Regions from separate parts of the Homo sapiens genome. Here region 2 is linked to region 1. The links are chromatin loops, found by intact Hi-C in ENCODE. Cell type or tissue: PC-9. All regions are shown on one strand.

Evidence for each region. Hi-C counts contacts between places; a loop is a spot of excess contacts. Peaks named below come from ENCODE experiments on the same cell type or tissue, not always from the same donor. Only the 100,000 strongest peaks of a DNase experiment are listed, where the experiment ranks them.
Region 2: it touches region 1 in a loop (5-fold over the local background); 2 of 110 quality-filtered maps call a loop at or near these places.

Annotation. Positions count from the first base shown.
Region 1 is chrX:152,035,803-152,043,802 of GRCh38, reverse strand. No RefSeq gene overlaps it. Among named protein-coding and RNA genes, the nearest start is that of GABRE, 65 kb to the right of the region's middle. In PC-9, no CTCF peak of the experiment used is centred here; a DNase peak (open chromatin) is centred at 4,782; H3K27ac peaks cover 2,102 bases.
Region 2 is chrX:152,101,944-152,109,943 of GRCh38, reverse strand. LOC105373369 (a long non-coding RNA gene) reads right to left here and starts at 1,314. Exons shown (of 8, transcript XR_007068347.1): 1 at 1-1,314. In PC-9, no CTCF peak of the experiment used is centred here; no DNase peak of the experiment used is centred here.

The DNA.
Region 1 (8,000 bases):
AACGTCACACACTGGGGCCTGTCGGGGGGTGGGGGACTAGGGGAGGGACAGCATTAGGAGAAATACCTAATGTACATGACGGGTTGATGGGTGCAGCAAACCACCATGGCACGTGTATACCTATGTAACAAACTTGTACATTCTGCACTTGTATCCCAGAATTTAAAGTATAATTTTAAAAAATATGACAATAAAAATAATAAAAAAAAGATTGTGTGCTGGATATCATATGTGAAAAATTATAATTTGAGGCCTAGAAAGATGCTACCTTCCTACACAGAAGATTTGTTTGCTTCTGGGTTAGAGCTAAAGGAGCATTATCAATCCCAGAAGAACCTTAATCCATTCAGGTATGAAGATGATTCTATGATGATCTTAAAGCACTACAAGTCCTAGTCTAGGCATGGTTCACTCTTACTCCTAGAGAACTAATATTTGGGATTTTAGCCCAAAGCCTGAAGATTTTACCAGCGTGTCTCCTTGGCAGGCCTTGGACTCTAGTTTTTGTCTTCCTAAGCATATGGACCTGTTAAAATTTCTGCTCAGTTTGTAGCCTTTCAGTAGTCTCTTCTGGAATTGAAAAATTTCCCTAAGGAAAAAGCAACCACCAAATCTCAAATTACCTCTCTGGGTTTTCTTCTTCTTCTTCTGTATTTTTGCTACATATACTTCTTGCTTTGTTAACTCTATGATGTCTTTCATCATATTTTTAAAAAACATATTCAGATTATTTGGTTGTTCTCAGTATGAGGGATGACTTTCATGTTATAGTCTGCCATTACTGGAATCATTACTTATTCTCTTTGCTTTATGCTTTCAGCCAGAGAGTCGGTAGGAAGTATAATTAGCTGGTGGATAGACTACTCAGAATTTTATTCCTGAGGTGTATGATGTTCTGGGGGGGCCGTGATGTATCTCAACTGATTTTTATCATTGGAAATTGGAGTATAGGAAGATTTCCCAAAAAGTCTCCTGAGATCCAAACATAAGTATCCCTGTTACCTTTGGATATCAACAATCTTAGTTCCTCTTAAAAACTGATATTAATTATTTTAGACAATATAGTAACCCGTATATTGATTATCAATCAAGTGTCAAAAAATACCTGAAATGACCATGTTGCAGTCTCAGTTTTCAATTTAGTGAAACCTTTGTTGAGTGCTATGGCATAAGTCTTCCTTTGTGGGGCTCTAAGACCATTATACAATCATAGTCCAAAGATGTGAAGATGGCAAGCAAACATTTTTCAAGTGAGTGATGAGGTGTAATTTTCAAGTGAGTGATGAGGTGTAATCCTGAGAGGCTGTTCTCCATCCTCTATCTCTTGGTTTCTAGATTAGTGTGTTCTAGCCATGGGACAAATGTTACCAAATTTTAAATATTATATTTGTCCATAAAGTAAAGTTTGTTTAGCATATTGATCAAATCTCTTATAATCCTTTTTGGTTTTTCTGAGTTATGATAAAATCTCCAACTATGCTTATTGACTTTATTTCTCTTTGTATCTGTCAACTTTATATCTGTTGTTACTATGTTACTAGGTGCATAATTTTTAAATGCGATATTTTGGGGCAACATTAACCTTTTTTCATTATAAAGTGACCTTTCTCTCTAAGATTGCATTTTGCCTTAAAAATGTCTGAAATTAATACAGCTATAAAAATTGTATTTTATTAGTGTTTGCATAATCTAATTTTTTATATTCTTTTAGTTTACATATTCTTATATTTTGAATGCATCTCTTGTGAACTGCTTAAAGTTGGATTTTTTCCATTCTGGCAATTGTCTTATTTTGATTAAAACATTTAGTTCATTATAATTTATATAATCATTTCATTTAGCCTTTATTTCTTTATGCATCTCACACTTATCTGAGATAAATTATCTGAGATATTATGTGGGATAATAATTAGCCTTCAAAATAAACTATATCCATTATACACTGATAGATAATAGCTAGTTGGCTAGCTTAATAGATAGTTATTAGACTTTTTAGTGCTTGATTATTGGTGGTAATTTATAATTTTCTGTCTAAAAACTGTCATTATCTTGCCTCCATTCTTGAATGATATGTTCACTGGGTATATCATTCTAGGTTGACAGTTATTTTCCCTCAGTATATGGATGAAATCATTTCACTATTTTCTGGCTTCCATTGCTGCTATAAGCCAGCTATTAATCTACTCTTTTAAAAGTTATATGTCTTTTTATCAGGCTACTTTTAAGGTTTTCTTTCTCAGGTTTCTGTGATTTCACTATAATGTATCTAGCTGTTGTTTACTTATTCTCTTTTATCATTGGGATTTTAGAGAGAGGAGGGGCTTTCTAAAACCGTGGATTGGTGTCTTTTGTCAGTTGTGGAAATTTCTCCACTATTATCGCCTAAAATATTTCCTCCACCTAATGTGCTTTATCTTCTCCTGCTGGGATTTCAACTAGATATAGGTAAGGGCTATTTATTGTATCCATTACATCTCTTATTTTCCTCTGTATTTCCAGCTTTTCATATCTACTTGCTGCATTCTGAATAATTTCTTCTTATCTGTCTTACAATAATTATTTCTTCAGCTACGTATAATCTACTGTAAAAGCATGCATTGAGTTTTTAATTTAGAAATGCATACATAGGTATCTTTAATTTGCAGATATTTTCAAGTTTTTTCTTTTATTACTGTATATATGATAAGTACAATTATTTAATAATCTATATCTGACAACTGAGTTTTCTAAAGTTTGTGTCTTTTTCTGGTATTTGCTGTGTTTTGCTTTTGTTTTTTGTTGTTATTGATGGTGTCTGGTTTACTTGTATGCCCGATTATCTTTATTGTACTGGTAATGAAACCTAGGATCAATGTGATTCTCTTTACAGAATATTAGCTATTGTATGGGACAACCAGGGGACTCTTCTAATATGGAACCACTTTCGTTAAAGTTGAAGACTGGAGATTTCTTAGACTACCCTCACTTTACTATTACTTGAGCTTTGTGAAACGAAAATACCTTGGGCCCCCACAATCACTAAGCTAAAGGGGAAAACTTCTTAGGGCATACTTGCCTCACATTCTGTTCAAAGTCACCCCTCTGCTCACTGAGATAAATGCATATCTGATTGCCTCCTTTGGAGAGGCTAATCAGAAATTCAAAAGAATACAACAATTTGTGTCTTATCTACCTATGAGCTGGAAACCCCCTCCCCACTTATAGTTGTCCCGTCTTTCCAGACTGAACCAATGTTCATCTTACATATGTTGATTGATGTTTCATGTCTCCAAAAAATGTGTAAAACCAAACTGTGCTCTGACCACCTTGGGCACATGTAGTCAGGACCTCCTGAGGCTGTGTCATAGGCACGGGGGTCCTCAAACTTGGAAAAATGAACTTTCTAAATTAACTGAGACCTGTCTCAGATTTTCAGGTTCACATTTTGATAACCACAAAGGGAGTCTGAGAGGAGGTGCTCCTGACCTTTGAAAAATCTTCTATCTGTGCTTGGTATCAGATTGAGCTATGCTTATGGCTCAAACCAATAGGACAATTTGCTGAGACCTGGAAGCACCTCCTCCAGAGAATCTCTGATCTGCCAAAATTTGGTTGAGATCTAAAATTTATTTTGCTGTACAACTCCTTTTTTTGGAGTTGTACACACTTCCAACAAACACAAGGAAGACAAGTTTTTCCTGCTTCCATGATGATGGAAGGCAGGAAATTCCTTTATGGAGTTTGAGCTCACTTCCAACAGGGAAAAAGAGGGTTTTTTTTTTTTTTCTGCTTCTAGGGTGTTAGAGAGCGGTCTTCAGCCTGAGCCTATCCCTAGGCAAGTAACTAAATTGGAGTATGTCTTGGCTAAAGTTAAGATTAACAACCAGCTGATCTTAATTTCTCCTTACCATTAGAGTGCTCAGTAATCATATAAGTTGTGCAATTGTTTATTTTGCTTAACTGTTTTTTGCTGTTGTCATTAGTTGTTTCTGTTTTTGTTGTTGTTTCAGTCTTTTTCACATTGGGTTTGATCAGCTCTATGTGACTTGATCAAATCCCAAGGAAGTTCCAAATTATGGGGAACAAGACCTCGGAAGGAGTTAAATTCACACACACACACACACACACACACACACACACGGTGGTGTGGTGCAAGGAGAAAGACGGCCAGCAAAAAGACAAAAAAAAGAGGAAAGATTTTTTATTTTTATTACAAAGGGGCTTTATTTACATAACAAGGCCACCTTTTTCCTAGCCAGGCCAAACTGAAAAAGCAATGGCTACCCTTCTGAAATAGCAGCAATTTGTCCTAGCTGAGATATGGTAATGAGATTTAAGAAGGTATTTTTAAAAGGAACTCAATGGTCAAAAGTCAGCTTAATTAAAAGCTAACATCCAAGATGTGTGTTTGTGTGTGCCCATATGTGTGTGTTTGTATTTAAAAGGCCTTCATGTTTTTGTTTTTGTTTTTCTCCTAGGACCTTGTCTTCTTCTGAAGCAAAAGCTTTTTCTTCTCAGTTGACTGAATTCTGTTTTCTTCATTTACTTCTGCTTTCTCTTCTTTCTCTTGCACCCTCTGCTGCATGGGGACCTAAAATACTTTATAACAGCCTGGGATTCTTTAAAGAAAATGGAGAAGACTGACTCCCTTTGGGGGAGAAACCTGTTTTTCCTTATGGAACCCCAAGAATGTAAACAGACAAGTTCGTCTCAGCTCTTAAACTGCTTACTTTTGTATTGCATTACCTGTTTATAGTTATTGCAACAGAGGTTACTCTTGGGTCTTTAAGGAAGAGTATGGTTTCGATACTTAGAAATGTCTTTGTTTAAAAAAAAATTAAGTGTACTGTAAAAGCATCATGTGATCTAACCTCACAATAATTATCCCTTTGTGGAGACCCATGATTCATTGTAGGCTCTGTCCAAAGCTCAGAGATCCAGTCAAAAGATAGGTAGTCCCTATCTAAATAAAACTGGTCTCCTTATACAATCCTGTGATAGATTTCTACAATTTATGTTTGATTTGGCATCCATCTTTAATCTCCCTCTAGCACAAACAGGCTTTTTCTCTCTGTACCTTATGATATAAATTTTGCTATTTGATTTTTCACCTGAGTTGTTTGCTTTAATATGCAAATTTAAGGCTATTTAGCTGACAACTTCCTAGGGTTGTGAAACAGGTTATCAAGAATCTGAAAGTCTAAAATAGGAAAATAAAAGGTTTTTATAAAACTATAAGATGTGCTTCTACCGGCATGCCTAATATGTCTATGTATTTATGTGTTGCATACACAATGTTTCACTACTGAAAATATATAAAAGACTGCTAATTAATTGGCTTAAGAAAATAGAAACATTTGAATCAAATATTTTATCAGGAAAAAATAAAAGACTAGTCAAATGCTTTTTCAAGTTTACATAACTTAAAATCTTTATTAAATAAGCTAGCTTTAAAATTATTGGTAAAGTAATATTAGAAATGTCTTAAGAATCACCAGCACACATTTATTTGCATGTATTAATCAAGCAATTTCATATTTATTCCTGCCAAATATTATAAGGTGTCAAAATTTGGCATAGGGGTTACAAATCTACAAACCCAGCACAAGACAGAATGACCTTTGCTTGTATAATCTTTAATAAATCAGACATTGATGCTGGCTTAATAAAAATAGTTATGTCTTGAATTTAGTAAGATTACCATAACTTCTATTCTTGTGGCTTTAGGCAGTCTAGTCCACAGGCATTAAGGTTTGTTTTGGGAAAGGATTGTCATCATCTTTGTTTCAAAGCTAAACTATAAAGTAAGTTCCTCCCAAACTTAGTTTGTCCTATGCCCAGGAATGAACAAGGAAAGCTTGGAAGTTAAAAGCAAGATGGAGTCAGGTCAAATATTTTTCACTGGCTCAGTTATAATTCTGCAGTGGTGGTTCCCTAACTTTAAATAACGACCATCATAGTTTTTATAAATAATCTAGGTACATGATTAGAATAAAATAATTAGATATATATTACAGGATAAATACTTGTAGACAAACTCATCATAATTTAGAATCTAAAGTTATGTTAAATTAAGTAATAGATATATTATTATTTGCGTATTTTCCAAGAAAAATATATTTGTGAGAAAACATTCTTTCTAAAATAAAATGGTATTCTTTTTAAAAAGTGAACAATTTTTGCCTAATTCAAAAGTTTATTTAAGGGTCATTTTTCAAACAAGGTAAAAGGAGCCAGGAAATAAAAGAGATGTTAAGAAAGTTATATAAATAAAGAGGGTTTTTTCTTGTAAGAAGGCTAAAGAGAAATAATTTCATATGAGAAAGAACCTTGTATGATAAATTTAGTACTAGAATAAAATGGCTGGTTGTTAAGGACAGAGGGATGTTCAGAAAAACAATTTCAAGGATGTCATAAACGGTCTGTGTAAGTCATAAGAAAAGGATTTATTTTTAAAAAACAACAAAAATTTATATATGATCATGTTGTCTATGATTAAAGGGAAATTATAATGATCTTTCTAGAGATTAGGTTTGATGTAAAAAAACACATAAAGAATTGGTTAGAACAATGAAATTTTCTTAAGGGTTTGATTTACTCTTGATAAATTATAAGAGATTTTAATTTTTTTTATTTCAACCCAAAGTTCAACTTTTATTGCATCTCACTGGTTTCAGTGTTCTCTCCCCTTTTAAAAGGCATGAAAAAGTAACATTCCCCTTGAACTCATTTTCAGCTCAAATATATGTTTTTTTTCCTCCTTGGGTTCTGTTTTTTGTGGCCTGATGCTAACAGTAGTTTCCTAAAGAGCTAAAGGAAATATTTTATTCCAAAATAATATTCTGTGCACTGCACAGTGTCTTTTCTTTTGCCTTTTGATAACTGGCCTAACAGATTTTACATTTTATCAAAATAGTTCCTATGGCATTATTATTAAGTTTGGTTTGCTTAGGAGAAACTGATATTAAAAAAATATTTTTTAAATTAAGTTTATTACATTCTTGCATTTTCCTATATGTGCTTTGAAAGTTCTTGTGACATTGAGTTACAGGGCTTTATCTCCTGGGTCTAAAAAGAACACCAAGACCTGCTAAATCTTAAAAACTAACAGCAATTAAAGCCTCATTTTCAGTCCCAGTAGAAGATGCCAATCAAAATAAACTGCCTTCCTGAGACACAGGGCAAAAAATTAAAGCTATTTAACTCCTCAAGGGCCAGGGATGATCATGGAAGACATGAGCATGTGAGATTGTAAGTACTTATTCTGAGAGATAAAATAAGTTCAGTTTCTCTATAAATTAATCATGAATGTCAAAGGCACATTGATGCAACACCAGCATACGGGCCCCTGGGTCAGAATAACAGGGTTTTCTTGAAATATGAACTGACCTGTTAATAAAGGTTATAAAGGCTTAAGAAAGTTATATCTTATGATCAAGATGAAAATGTTATAGATTACAAAATTTTGGAAAACAAATTTAATTGGCTTCGTGCTGTTTTTTTTAGGGCTTATTGTTTGAAAAATTATGTCTCCTCTCTCAAAGAATGAAGGTTTTTGCCTTTTTTTTGAAATTCTTATCACTTTGGTTAAATGAACGACTTATTTTACAATGACCTGTGATCCTGTTTCATAATATCAAGTGTTTTAAGCCTTTCATATTTGACACACTTTCCAAATCAAATTGTAAATTATGTCTTTTTCTGACCTAATTAACCTTTAAGATATTATTAATAGATTCCTTAAACACCAAAAATGCCATTCCTTCTGAAACTATTCCAATCAACAGAAAAAGAGGGAATCCTCCCTAACTCATTTTATGAGGCCAGCATCATCCTGATACCAAAGCCTGGCAGAGACACAACCAACAAAGAGAATTTTAGACCAATATCCTTGATGAACATTGATGCAAAAATCCTCAATAAAATACTGGCAAACCAAATCCAACAGCACATCAAAAAGCTTATCCACCATAATCAAGTGGGCTTCATCCCTGGGATGCAAGGCTGGTTCAATATAAGCA
Region 2 (8,000 bases), 66 kb before region 1:
GTTGGCTGAATGCACCAGTGGCGTGCAGGACACTGTACCCTCCCTCAGAATCACCTTCCCTCTGTCAGGAAGAGTATGGCTGGCTCCCTGCATCATTCTGGGTGAGCTACCTCTCTTGACCACTCCAATGCTCCTCTGCAACCTTGCCAGTGTCTCAGGGCTGAGTGCTGTCTTCATGCCTACTGGGGGCTGGTGTTTTATCTCCTGTGGACCCTTCATAGAGGCTGGGCTATGTGAGTGGGTTGCTGACTGATGACCAACAGCCAAGATGGGCCAGGAACACCATGGACTCCAGTGGCTTCTGAGATCTTGGCACGCAAGGGGGCGGAAGTCTTGGGGCTGTGATCGCTGGCCTATGTTTCAACCATACACTGTCTAGGGTAGAGGGCTGGTCCAATGTCTGGACATGGGAAGGTTAGATGGAACCCCCGTGGAAATGGCACTCTCCATTGTTAAGCTGACATGGACTTGCGTGGTCCAATGCAGGAAGTATCATGCACTGGTCCTGTTGGGAGCATCCTCATCTCCATGTCAGTGTTTGGCCCTGGGGAGGAGGTGTCCACAGTGACACTCTCAGCTGTAGTTTCCATGAGAACTGTGACCTCAAGTGAGCACAGGTGAGGGAACTATGTGTTTCTTCATGGAGGCAGGAGGCCCAGGTGGGGCAGATTCCAAGATTTGAATTAGGGAATTCCCATGCCTGGTAATTTCATTCATTCATTGGTTCATGCATGCATTCATTCATCCGGCAAACATTTATTGAACATATGCTGAGGACACACTAACTCTACAAAACAAAAGGAAGTGGCTAGGCCCTTAATTCGTTGTGTGAGGGGTGTAGGGGAGATGGTGAGGTGGAAAGACATGTGAGCATTTTAGGAAGTGAGGGACTGGGAACTGATGGAGAGAATCTCTATTGATCTGATTTCTAGATGATGCTGTGCCCTTAGTTGAGAGTGAGAGTGGAGGAGGAAAAGTTGGTGATGACTTGATGAGGAAGAGTGTGGAGGATGAGATCTGTGTGTATTATGCAGTCAGAGAGGTGCTGTAGCCTGTCCATGTGGAGCTGTCGCATGAGCAGTAGGAAAATGGGTCTGTCTATCTGGATAGGTGCCAGGGCTGGACATTAGGTTTGGCTGCATGAGTAGAAGTATTTTGAGGCTATAGGTTAAGGTAAAATCAAGTGATTATTGTGTAGATACTGGCTTACATGCTACGTGACGTCATTCTGTCTCTTGAAAACACATTTATTTGGTAATCAAAATTACTCTAAGCTTAATGAAGGAAGGAAGTGTACAGGAGGCTGGAAAGGGAGGAAGAACACTTCCAGAAATCCAAATAGAGAGTGCTTCCTATATATGTGTGTATGCATTTGCGTATATACATATTCGTGTATATATACATATATACAAAGATATATGTATATCTTCATGTATACACGTATGTATATGTACAAATATATGTATATATTTATGTATATAAATGTACATTTGTATAAACATATACATATGTGTAAATACATTTGCGTGAATACATATAGTTGCATATATATTTGAGGTGGCTTATGTTGTATATAGATTTATATATCATATTTTCAATGTCGTATCTGTTACATCATGTTACTTTTAGTGCTCTTGGCATCTGTCGTCCAAGATTAAGTGTATAATTACTAATACCCAGACACTTATCTCCTCTAACATAGTGTGCTGTTTTTGGCAGCTGGCCTCTCTATAGTAACTAAATAAAGATGATCATGACAACCAGAGCAAGGGGAAAGAAGCAATCCCAGGTCCAAGTACCTGGGGGTCAGTACTTCATGATGTATTCTGTATCTGGTTGGTGGAAAGTGGTTTTCAAAATTTTAGATGTGCAAACCCTTATTCCAATGGAAGCCTTCCACAAAACTCCAGTCCATGAACATGGGGAAGACAGAGCAGTGTGGATGAAGTGAGGACTCTAATCCCATAGTCTTGTCCACCCAGCACCTTTTCTTCCCTCAGAGCATTGGGCCACCCTGACACCCCTGAGCACTACTGGGGCAGCTCTGTGCAAAATGCCCTTCCTCAGATATGGACTTTCTCATGCCCTACAACAGGCATCTCTCTGTGTGGATGTCATTCTCTCTACTGCACAGAATCTCAACTTTGTTGCCAGGCACTGCCAAAAACTTGTGACCTTCCAAACTCCATTCTCTGTATATGCTACAATTCCATTTCTGATTTCCCAAGCTCTTCACTGTCTCCCCGCACCCCATGCACTGACCTAAACACATATGGAACACACTATCCTCCTGCTCACTTGTGTATTCTTTATTCTCAGCATGGGACTCACTCCCCTCCCTCCAACTCACCGTTCCCCTTTGGGATTTGCATAGGCTCTTCATTCCCGTTGACCCCAATCCCTGTCTTCACCTTCATTCCTAGCCCTGCTTCAAACTCTCTAGGAAAGGGGTCCCTAGTACTGCCTTTACCTTGTCACCTATCAGCACCAAATAACATGATGGGCATTTTCACTTTTTGTGAAAGTATTCTTAGATCACATAAAAGCACCCTGAACAAGAGAGGAGAGCCTGGTACATTTTTCTTATGTATGTTGCCTCTGCTCCCCCAGTACAGCACACAATCCCCTTGACTGATATTCAGATTGCCTAATCTCAACTAAAATCTATTAAATATGTAGAGCTTAATTCCCTTTAAGGACAAAGGGTGAAGTGATGCCTACGAGTTCCTTATTTAACAGAGAAGGGTAATTTGGGTGTGGAGTTCACAGCATCCCCTCCAGTGACATTGCGTTCACACTTTAAACGAAGAGCGGCACTTCAATGTCTGGCATATGTAGGCCCACCTGGCTACTGTGCTAGGGCCTTGAGTACAAACAGGACGACAGCTGGCCAGAGCCACTGGAACTCAGAAGAGTCAAACACGTGAAAACCAACAGTTGATTTCCATTTCTCCCCTCTTAGCCTTTTGTCTATTATTGGCACACATTTTATTCCTACATATGTTATATACTTCATCATACAGTATGATTATTTTTACTTTAAATAGTCAACTATTTCTTAAAGACATGTACATAATATGGAGATTATATTTATCCATGATGTTGCAATTCCTGATGCAATTCATTCTTTTATTTAGATCCAGATTATCTGGTATCATTTTTCAGTCTGCCTGGAAGACTTCCTTTAACATTTGTTTTAAACATCCTTTAATGTTTCTTGTGGTTCCTATCTGGTGATTAATTATGTAAGGTTTTTCATTTCAGAAAAGCCTTTATTTCACCTCTGTTTTGCTAGATATTTTCACAGTATATAGATTTCTAGGTTAACAGTTTTGTTTATGTTTCACCACTTTAAAGAGGTTGCTCCACACTCATCTTGGTTTAATTGTTTTTTTATTTCTATTTTTGAATTTAACATTTTTTTTTTAAGATTTTTCATTATTTTTGTAGAGATGGAGTCCTGTTCTGTTGCCTAGGCTGGTCTTGGACTCCTGGCCTCAAATGATCTTCCTACTTTGGCTTCCTAAAAGGCTGATATAGGAACGAGCCACTGTGTCCAATTGGTTTCATTGTTTTTGACAAGAAATCTACTCTTATCCTTATTTTTGTTCCTCTGCAGCTAAACTGTCTTTTTTCTCTTGATACTGTTAAGATTTTCTCTTTATCATTGGTTTCAAGTAATTTAAATTTCATGAACCTTGGTATAGTTTTTTTTCCATATTTTTTGTTCTTGAAATTTGTTTAGCTTTTTGGATTTGTGGGTTTAGAGTTTTCATCAAAATTGAAGCTTTTTCATGCATTATTTTATCAAAAATTTTTTCTGTTCCCTCATTTTTCTGTGCTTTAGTCTGCACATATCTGTACATTAGGCCACTTGAAATTGCCCCACAACTCACTAATGCTCTATTCATTTTTTTCATTTATTTTTCTCTCTCTCTGTTTCATTCTGGAAAGTTTTACTGCTATATCTTCAAGTTCATCAATCCTTTCTTCTTACATGTCCAATCTGCCATTAATCCAAATCAGTGTATTTTTTTTCAAATCATACATTGTAGCTTCCACATTTCAAAGTTTATTTAGGTCTTTTTTAATATCTTCTACACTAATATGTTTAAAGTTTTCTCTTATTTTTTGGATATATGGAATACTCTTTTGATGTTCTTGTCTACTAACTTTATCATCTGTCTCTTTTCTAGTTCAAATTTAATTTATTTTTCTCCTTATTTTTATCCTACTTTTCTGTTTCTTTCAAGACCTGGCAATTTGGCATTGGATGTCAGACACTGTGAATTTTACCTTGTTGAGTGCTGGGCATTTTTGTGTTTCTATAAATAAATAATATTCTTGAGCTTTGCTGTGAAACTCAGCTAAATTTATTGGAAAGAGAAGGATTGTTCTGCATCTTGCCTTTGAACTTTAAGTGAGATAAAATCAATGTTTAGTCTATGGTCAATGTTGCACTTCTAAAGCAAAATTATTCTGTATACTCTAACCAATGCCCCATGAATTGTGAGATTTTCCATTCTGACTAATGGGAGCAGGAATAATTCCAAGACCTGCATAATCTTTATAGATTTATTTCTGTGAAACTCTTTCCTTTCTAGAATTTTGTCCTACAGGTACTATCCATCTTGGCATGCCTATACTCTCAGCTCCATGTTCTTAACTCAAAGAGACAATCAGGATCCCCTTCTGTGCACTGTGATCTACAATGTCTCTTTAGGCGGTAAGCTTGTGCAATCATAGGACTCAACTCACTTGTTTTTTATCTCCCAGAGAACACTGTCTTCTTTGCCTAATGTCCGATAAATTGAAAATCCGTTTCACATATTTTGCCTGGTTTTTAGTTGTTTCAGATGGGTTTATAAATTAGGTCCCTGTTCCTCCATCTTGGCCAGAATCAGGAGTCCTATACTACAAATTTAGAACCTAAATGATCTTTGCTTGACAAATGCCCTAGCATATCAACTTCCTCAAATAAAAGCCAGATTGAAAGACTATGGAACACATGTACATATCAAAGAGACATACTTACATACAACTGGGAGTATATACAGTAAACTATTAACAATGGCTTTCTGCTGCTTATGGAAATATAAGTGTTTTTATTCTCTTATTTATGCTTTCAATATTTCTAACACCTCTGAAGTGCATATGAATTAGCATTATAATAAAATATTGTAAATATTTTAAAATGTGGTTTAGATTACCAAAAATAAACACATATTCTCTAGATGGTTTGTTTGAAATATTGATCGGCCTTTTGATGAATTCTACTCAGCCTCTGGCATGCTTGCTGCTCATGTAACTGTAGAAAAACAAAAAGACTTTGAAATCCAATTAGTAAACTATGCGTAGTCATCCAACTTATCTCAGACTTTCAAATACAATTGCTCACAGGTAATAATCTATCTTGTTTTTAAAATCTTTTCTCTAGAAAACGTAATAACTTTTATTTTTAAAAGGAAAATTATATTTATATTTAAGCCATATTCCCAATGACATGATTGAATTTAATATTTATAGGAAGGATTGTATGCAGGTAATAGTGGCAGAAGGAATTGTTGTAATAACTTTCATTTTTATAGTGTTGTTTATGTCTTTTGTCAAAAGTTTGTTGTTTATATGTCTCTTGTAACAACTTACGATAATGTTTTTAAAAATATGTCTCTCAGTCATTAATGTCAGTAATTCCTAGTCACTATTGAATATGTACTTTTTAAAGTACTGACATTCATAAAAAGGATGCAATATTTTCATAACAATAATCTGTGTTTTCTTTAACGTCTTTGCAATACATCACTTCTTATGTTTATATGTTTATCTTTCACACACAAAAGACATTGCGTGAAAAGAACGGTAATTCGCCATTTCGTAACAAAAGCTAAAATTGACAAATGGGATCTAATTAAACCAAAGGGCTTCTGCACAGCAAAAAAAAAAAAAAAAAAAACTATCATGAGAGTAAACAGACGACCTACAGAATGGGAGAACAGTTTTGCAATCTATCCACCTGACAAAGGTCCACTATACAGAGTCTACAAGGAACTTAAACAAATTTACAAGAAAAAAAAACAAACTACCCCATTAAAAAGTGGGCAAAGTAGGCTGGGTGCAGTGACTCACGCCTGTAATCCCAGCACTTTGGGAGGCCGAGGCAGGTGGATCACGAGGTCAGGAGATCGAGACCATCCCGGCTAACACAGTGAAACCCCGTCTCTACTAAAAATACAAAAAAAAAAAAAAAAAAAAAATTAGCCAGGTGTGGTGGCGGGCGCCTGTAGTCCCAGCTACTCGGGAGGCCGAGGCAGGAGAATGACGTGAGCCCGGGAGGCGGAGCTTGCAGTGAGCCAAGATAATGCCACCGCACTCCAGCCTGGGTGACAGAGCGAGACTCCATCTCAAAAAAAAAAAGTGGGCAAAGTACATGAACAGACATTTCTGAAAAGAAGATATTCGTGTGGCCAACAAACGTTTAAAAAAGCTCACCATCACTGATCATTAGAGAAACGCAGATCAAAACCACACTGAGATACCATCTCACACCAGTCAGAATTGCTACTATTAAAAAGTCAAGAAACAACAGATACTGGCGAGGTTGCAGAGAAAAAGGAACACTTTTGCACTGTTGGTGGGAGTGTAAATTAGTTCAACCATTGTAGAAGACAGTAAGGTGACTCCTTGCAATCCTATTACTGGGTATATACCCAATGGAATATAAATCATTCTATTATAAAGACACACGCATACGTATGTTCATTGCAGCACTATTCACAATAGCAACGACATGGAATCAACACAAATGCCCATCAATGAGAAACTGGATAAAGAAAATATGGTACATATACACCATGGAATATTATGCAACCATAAAAAGAACGAGATCATGTCCTTTGCAGGCACATGGATGGAGCTGGAAGCCGTCATCCTCAGCAAGCTAACGCAGAAACAGAAAACCAAACACCACATGGTTTCACTTATAAGTGGGAGCTGAACGATAACATATGGACACATGGGGGAACAACACACACTGTGGCCTGTTGGGGGAAGGGGAGGGAGAGTATCAGGAAGAATAGCCAATGGATGCTGGGTTTAATGCCTAGGCGATGGGTTGATCTGTGCAGCAAACCATCATGGCACACATCTACCTATTTAATAAACCTGCACATCCTGCAAATGTACCCCGGAACTTAAAATAAATGTTTAAAAAAAAAGGTTTTTTCTCCTGTATTTTATTTTCAAACTGCTTATAGTTTTTCATTTATCTTTTAGATATATTATCTTTGTATAAAATATGAGGTTTAGTTAGAGATTCATTGTTTAACATATGGTTGTCTAATTGTTCTAATAAAATTCAATGAAAGAACCAACATTTCTCAATTGAATTTCCTTAGTTCTTTGTAAAGACTCCATGGACTATATTTGTGTGGTTCTATTTCTGGGTTCTCTATTCAGTTCCCTTGATCTATATGTCTACCCCTTACCCAATATCACACTCTATTGATTACTATAGTCTTAGTGTTAATTTTAAAGTTGGGTAGTATGAGGCCGGGCGCGGTGGCTCACGCCTGTAATCTCAACACTGTGGGAAGCTCAGGCGGGCGGATCACCTGAGGTGATCCAGCCTGGCCAACATGGGGAAAACCCACCTCTACTAAAAATACAAAAGTTAGCTTGGCATGGTGTCGGGAGCCTGTAATCCCAACTATTTCAGAGGCTGGGACACAAGAATCGCTTGAACCTGGGAGGCAGAAGTTGCGGTGAGCCCAGATCAGGCCACTGCACTCCAGCCTAGGCAACAGAGCGGCTCCATCAAAAAAAAAAAAAAAAAAAAAAGGAATAAAGAAAAAAAGGGTAGTATGATTCTTCCAGCTTTATTCTGCCTTTCCAGAATTATGTTAATGATTCTAGTTCTTTAGCCCTCCTGCAAAATGTTGTCAGGGTAGAGGGTTGTCTTTTTTTTTTTTTTTTTAAGACCGAGTCTCCCTCTGTTGCCCAGG